2 separate regions of the Homo sapiens genome follow, and region 2 is linked to region 1. The links are chromatin contacts, found by Hi-C or POLR2A ChIA-PET in ENCODE. All regions are on one chromosome and are shown on one strand. The core of a region is the stretch at or near the end of the contact, and the rest is flanking DNA. Distances in the headings are between cores, read along the strand shown. Region 1 holds the start of PDE1C (phosphodiesterase 1C). Region 2 has its middle 80 kb from the start of PDE1C.

Region 1 (2,836 bases), core at 185-2,684:
GTTGCAGGCATCTAAACTGTCAGGAAAGCCTGCCAGCCAGAGACAAGGTTTCCAAATAAATTTACAGTCTCCACTAGCGGTGGCTAGACAAGTCAAAAATCAAATTATTTGGCATGGTTTCCCATTGAAATCAATGGCAATGAAGCTCACTTGGACTATATATGGAATGGCTTTTATAAATTGCACCTGTCAATAAGGACCCCTTAAAGAAACACATACTACCTTAATGCTTCTCCTTAGAAACTTTGAATATCAAGCTAACTTAGATCAACACATTTTTTATTTGTCTTTTGTTTGTGTGTGTGCTTTCAAAAACAATAACAGCAGCAAAACAAACAAACTGGCAGGAAGCTGGTTTTCCCATCAGTGCCCTTGTTAGAAACAGAATGTCTAGAGAATATGCTTGGAGAAAAGCCATATTTTTAAACCACACTAGATATCTGATGCCAAATGACTGATGAAAGTAGTATCTAGTAGTAATGGAAGGTGTCTTTGGGACCTGCCCAGTGACTGAGGAGCAAGCTGTGAATATACAGCTATCCCTCAAGCTCCTGACTGGAGTGACCAGCAGTTCACTGATGATGAAATATTTTTACAGAAAATACCATGTATTTTCAGGTCACCTCTCCTCAGTACCCAAAAACAGACAGAACCCAATGAAGTGAATGAAATTCAGAGATCTCCATCCATCAGGGCAACTAGAATTCTGGCCACTCTATTTCATTGTTCAAATATTGCAAGAAAACCCCAATATCGTTTCTGCCCCCCCTTTCTCCACAAGAGCCTTTCCTTCTAGTAAACATTTCTCCACCAAAAAGAACCCCAGGAAATATCAGAAGTTCGACTGGGCTAAGGAGAGGGAAAAAAGAAATGTAGCAGCCAGAATGCATGTTGAATTTTAACTGTTGGTAAGTTCTTGGACCACCTGCCCAAGTGTATGCAAGCAGTTTGCAGAGAAAAATTCTTCCTTCAATTAAAAGTCCCTGTCTGGGTCTCAAACTTTTCTCCCTGGGCAAAAAGGATCAGAAACACCTCATTGAGTATTGGGCCACCATAACTGACTCATCAAAGGACATCTCTCCTTCCCCCCAAAAAAGCATGACTTGGAACAGCAAGGCATTCTAAGACAGAAAGACAACCCTCTCTGTGTTGGAAGAAAAGTAGCAGTGACTGTAATTAACAGAGCAGCAGTTGTGGAACTTCTAGGGTTGTATTTAAAGGCCCATGCAGGAACAGGGTGAGCAGTCGTGACTGCGGCTGTGTGGTAAAATAAGGATGGGAGCGGGAAATGGGGCAGGAGAAGTAAATAGGTATACTTACAGCCCGCGGAGCCGAAGCCAGATTTTCTCGATCTGTTCCGGTTGCAGGTATTTCAGAGAGTTGCTCTCAAATTCTTCAATCTCCTTGGTTGGCGACTCCATAGCTGCAGGTAGGTGACCACTGGCGGTGAAGCTGAGATAGTTTGGGCTGTCCCCTCCCCGTCTCCTCGCCCAGCTCGCGATGCCCAGCCAGGCGCGGCGCGCGTTTGCCCGGCACTTTCTCGGCGCGCTCCCCCTTCTGCGCCCCCAGACTCCGACTTAGAGCGGACTCCGATCGCGGCAAACCATGGCCCCAGGTGCGCTCCGGAGGCAGCTGCGGGAACCAGCCATGGTCCCGGGCTAATGCCCAGGGATAAGCACAGGGATAGGGATAGAGATAGGGATTGGGATTGGACTCCAGCTCCAAGAGAAAGCACCTCGGGTCTATTCGTATTCTCCCCCTACCCCCAAACAAAGCCACAGAAGCGATCAGCGCGCAGCTAAAGGGTTTGGAGGTGAAAAGGAGGGCTGGGTGGGGAGGAGAGAAAGTGAGAAGGGAGAGAAAAGCGGCGGCTGAGCAAAGCGGGAGCCGGCGCGGGCGGTGGGGCCTGACCCGGACGCCGCGCACCCGGCTCCGCCCCGCGCCCAGCGCCCCGCTCACTCCCTGGCCGCGCCTGCCTTCGCGCCCCTCTGTTTTCTCTCACTTACCAGCAGCTCTGCTGACAAGCGAGAAAACTGACAAGTGAGAAAAGTCGTCTGTCAGCGCCCGGGCTGGTGTCTGGGCTGTCACCGCGGGCGCGGAGGGAGGGGCGCGCGGGCACCGCCGTCTGCCGGGCACACGCTGGGCTCCGACCCCGGCCGGGCACACTCACCCCCGCAGGGCAGCCGCGGCCACCACCGACCTGCGGAGCTGCGTGGGCTTCCGGAACCCTCACCTCAACAAGAGCTCGGCTCCGCGCGCAAGTAGGAGGGAAGGGAAATCCTTATCCTCCCGGGGCCAGGGCACGCAGAAGCCGCGAGGCTTCGCGGAGGTTGGGCCTGGAGGTCCCCCACAGCCTCACTCTCGCACCCGCCACAGAACCGGATCCATTTTGAAATATTGAAGCGACTGATGGGGACGAAGGGAACCACACACCACACTCAAAAACTCTTGATGTTTTCTTGCTAAAGGGGCTCTCTCGCTCGCGCTCTCTCTCCTCCCTCATTCCCTCCCTCCCTCCCTTTCACCCCCCCACCCCCATCTCTCTCTCTTGTGCGGAAGAAAAGGAGAAAATATACCAATAGTGAGGAGGTAAGTTTCTTCAGATCAATATCACACGCTACTCAAGAGGGTCCCTCCTGGGTGCTGGCTGGGCGGCTGTGGATGGTGACAAAGTTTCAGCTCCACAAAGCTGCAACTCACTGTCAGGGTTCCCCTAGTTCATGAACAATGTCAATAAGGTAGAATGCTCTGGAAGAACGGGACCAGGTATGAAGTTGGGAGTCAGGGAGGGAGGACAGATGAAGAGAGGAACCAAAGACTGGGGGAATCCATGCCC
Region 2 (2,700 bases), core at 16-2,515, 80 kb after region 1:
CACTGAGAAAGATATTTTCACTTTTCAGGTGGAAAACAAGATTCAGAAAAGTTCATCGCTATGTGTAAAGACATTGGTAAAATGGCAAAACCAGATGTTGAACCTAGATTTTCTGACTCCCAATTAAAGTACCTTCAATTGACCACACCTGCTCTTCAGTTAATCAACAAATGTATGGAGATTAAATTAAACACTGCAGAGTACCCAAAGAATGCTGAGTAAAGCTGAGAAAGGAAAAGCTGAGAAAGGATCCTCCCCAACGTCCTATGTCAATAGATAACATGAACATCGAAGTTAGTTAGATATTATGCTTCTATTAGGGGAAGGGTCAAAGCAAAACATTCTAAAACCAAAACGATTACAGTTAACACCTGTTTGTTAAGAAAATGTCAAGTGAAGGAGGGTTGGAACAGTGTCTGAAGAAGGACAACAGAGAAATTATTAGCCAGAACACCTCTGATCTCAGACCACACTGCTCATCTGGGCAATTCCACAAATTCTGCCTGAAGTATGAGACTCTATCCCAAGAAAATTATTCTAAATCTACAAAAATCTATTTGAACAAAGATGTCCATCACGGCATTGCTTATATTACATTGCAAAAACACTTAAATAACTTCAGTGTCCAGATATGGAGAGACAGTTGACTAAATTACAGTACATCCACTAAGGAACATTTATAATTTTTTTATATTTGTGGATGTTTAAACATGGGAGAAATGTTGGGCGGGTTATAATGGTAAATTTTAGAACGTGATACTATGTGATCAAAGGAGTTAAACGTTCATAAAGAAAGTCCATCAAATTTTAACATTTGGAAAGAAGGAACAATGAGTGGCATTTTCTCCTTTTCCCTTTTCCATGTGCATGTATCACTTTTATAACAAAAAACTTCTTTTAAGAAAACTGTCTTTAAACAAACAGGCAAACAGGGCTTAGCCTTCCTGCCCACCCCCACTCCACCCCCATTGTGGGTAATGAAGCATAAATAAGAGAAAGTAATGATCCCACATTCTGTCTGGAAAACGGGCTTCTACTCTAATCAAGGAGATAATCTCTATCTCTAAGTTGTTGATCTAAGTTCCTGGGTGGGTCAAGAAAGATCATCCCTCTTTGGAAGGATGTGGCAAATATTCAATCAACAGTCTAACCTGATGCCCAAGGTCACACAGCTCTGCAGAACTGACTCCCAGCACCGGATTCAACTCAACTATCAGAGCAGAGCTGCTCATATTCCCAAAGTGCCCTGGCTGGCTTCTGGCAGAGCCACTTTGCTCCGGGTCACATCATTGTTGGGTGGCCTTACATGTTTGGATAATCGCAGCCCAGCTCTGGGAGATGTTACTCACACTGTGTAAGAGAGTCAGCCACATTAAGTCCTCAGTGATAAAGAGCCTAGAATGTCAAATGCCCTTGCATTTGCCAGCCCAAAGGCTGGCAGAATTTCCAAACCCTCCTGGGCTCCCCTCTGGCCTATGAAGGAGCATCCCAGCCTCCCTTTCTTCAAAGGTCAGTAGGGTTTCCCTAGGGTGCATTGGGGTTAAAGATGATCTTCCAAGATGACAGAATCTCACACCTTCCTGATGGGCATCCAGAGAAACAGGTGGAACCATTAAAACTCACCTGAGAGATTAAGCACAGCTCAGGGATTAATCCCTTGGATTCTGAGGCCAGACTACAGGGGTTCAAAATCCAGCTCCACCACTTGAGAGCTAAGTAAACATGACAAGTTACTTAACTATGTTTCAGTACTCCCAATGAGTTAATGTATGCAAAGCACTTCGAATAGGACCAGACCCATACTAAGAACCACATAAGGGTTAGGTCTTCGTTCATTTGCAAATATTGGTTGAATGCTTCCTAGTACTAGGGGCAACCATTGTAGTCCACCAGCAGGGGCCTAGCTCCATGCTGAGCTTTAAGTACAGTATCTTTTTTTAATGCTTACAAAAACCATGCAATGTAACTCTGAGTATTTCTGTTCTATACCTGAGAACTAATGCTGAGAGGAGGAAGCAGCTTGCATGAGTTCTATATGACAAAGTCCCCATTCAAACCTAGGTCTCTGGGGACTCAAAAACAAAATGTTTTCCCAGATGAGGTCCCTATTCTTCAAAGAATCGTATCTGTAAGAAATCCTAAAAACATTACTTACTCTGGCCAATAATCAGTATTTATTTCCTAAGCAATAAACCTTCTTTCAAACCAAACGGTCTCTGTAAACACAATAGTGTTTCTTAGCAATCACATGTGCAAAGTCCCCAAACCAGCTATTTTTAAGTTAGAACCAGCCCCACCCCCACAAACAGAATGATAAAGGACTCCCCAAGACAAAGATATTCCACTTACCAACTGTTCCCATGAAATACTTCAATTCCCTTCACTCCATAGTTATTTATTGCCCAGAACTAATTTCCTAGCCTTTATGAAGCAGATTGTCTCTTACAGTTCCTGAGAGTTAATTGTGTGCATCTCTTCCCAACTCCATTCTGTGAATCTATTTTGGAAATTTGAAATTCGAAATGGTGGGAATATTTATATTACAGAAACTGGCAAATGCTAATGTCCACCAACAGCTGAATGGATAAATAAATCATGGTATATCCATACAACAGAATACTACTCAGCAACAAAAAGAAATGATCATACATGCAACAACATAGATGGCTTTTTAAGTAGTTATACTAAGTAAAAGACACC

The links. A loop is a pair of places that touch in the nucleus more often than their neighbours do. ChIA-PET counts read pairs that join two places held with the same protein, here RNA polymerase II (POLR2A). Pooled maps may share reads with other maps.
Region 2: a loop to region 1 is called in a map of heart right ventricle, with 4 times the contacts of the local background. The contact joins the enhancer-like site here to the promoter of PDE1C in region 1. A Hi-C loop is called at or near these places in 37 of 168 maps with a recorded cell type or tissue (Calu3, IMR-90, Right ventricle myocardium inferior and 13 more) and 19 of 50 pooled maps. POLR2A ChIA-PET finds 5 or more read pairs at or near these places in 1 of 52 experiments (AG04449).

The regions. Positions count from the first base shown.
Region 1 is chr7:32,068,973-32,071,808 of GRCh38, forward strand. PDE1C (phosphodiesterase 1C) reads right to left here and starts at 1,435. Exons shown (of 18, transcript NM_001191057.4): 1 at 1,321-1,435. The coding sequence starts at 1,421.
Region 2 is chr7:32,148,931-32,151,630 of GRCh38, forward strand. It overlaps a transcript of PDE1C not described here. Among named protein-coding and RNA genes, the nearest start is that of PDE1C, 80 kb to the left of the region's middle. Within about 2 kb of position 1,266, at least 3 of the 41 ENCODE cell types and tissues checked have a DNase peak (open chromatin) inside an H3K27ac peak, as active enhancers do; they include heart left ventricle and heart right ventricle, where a contact is called at or near this core.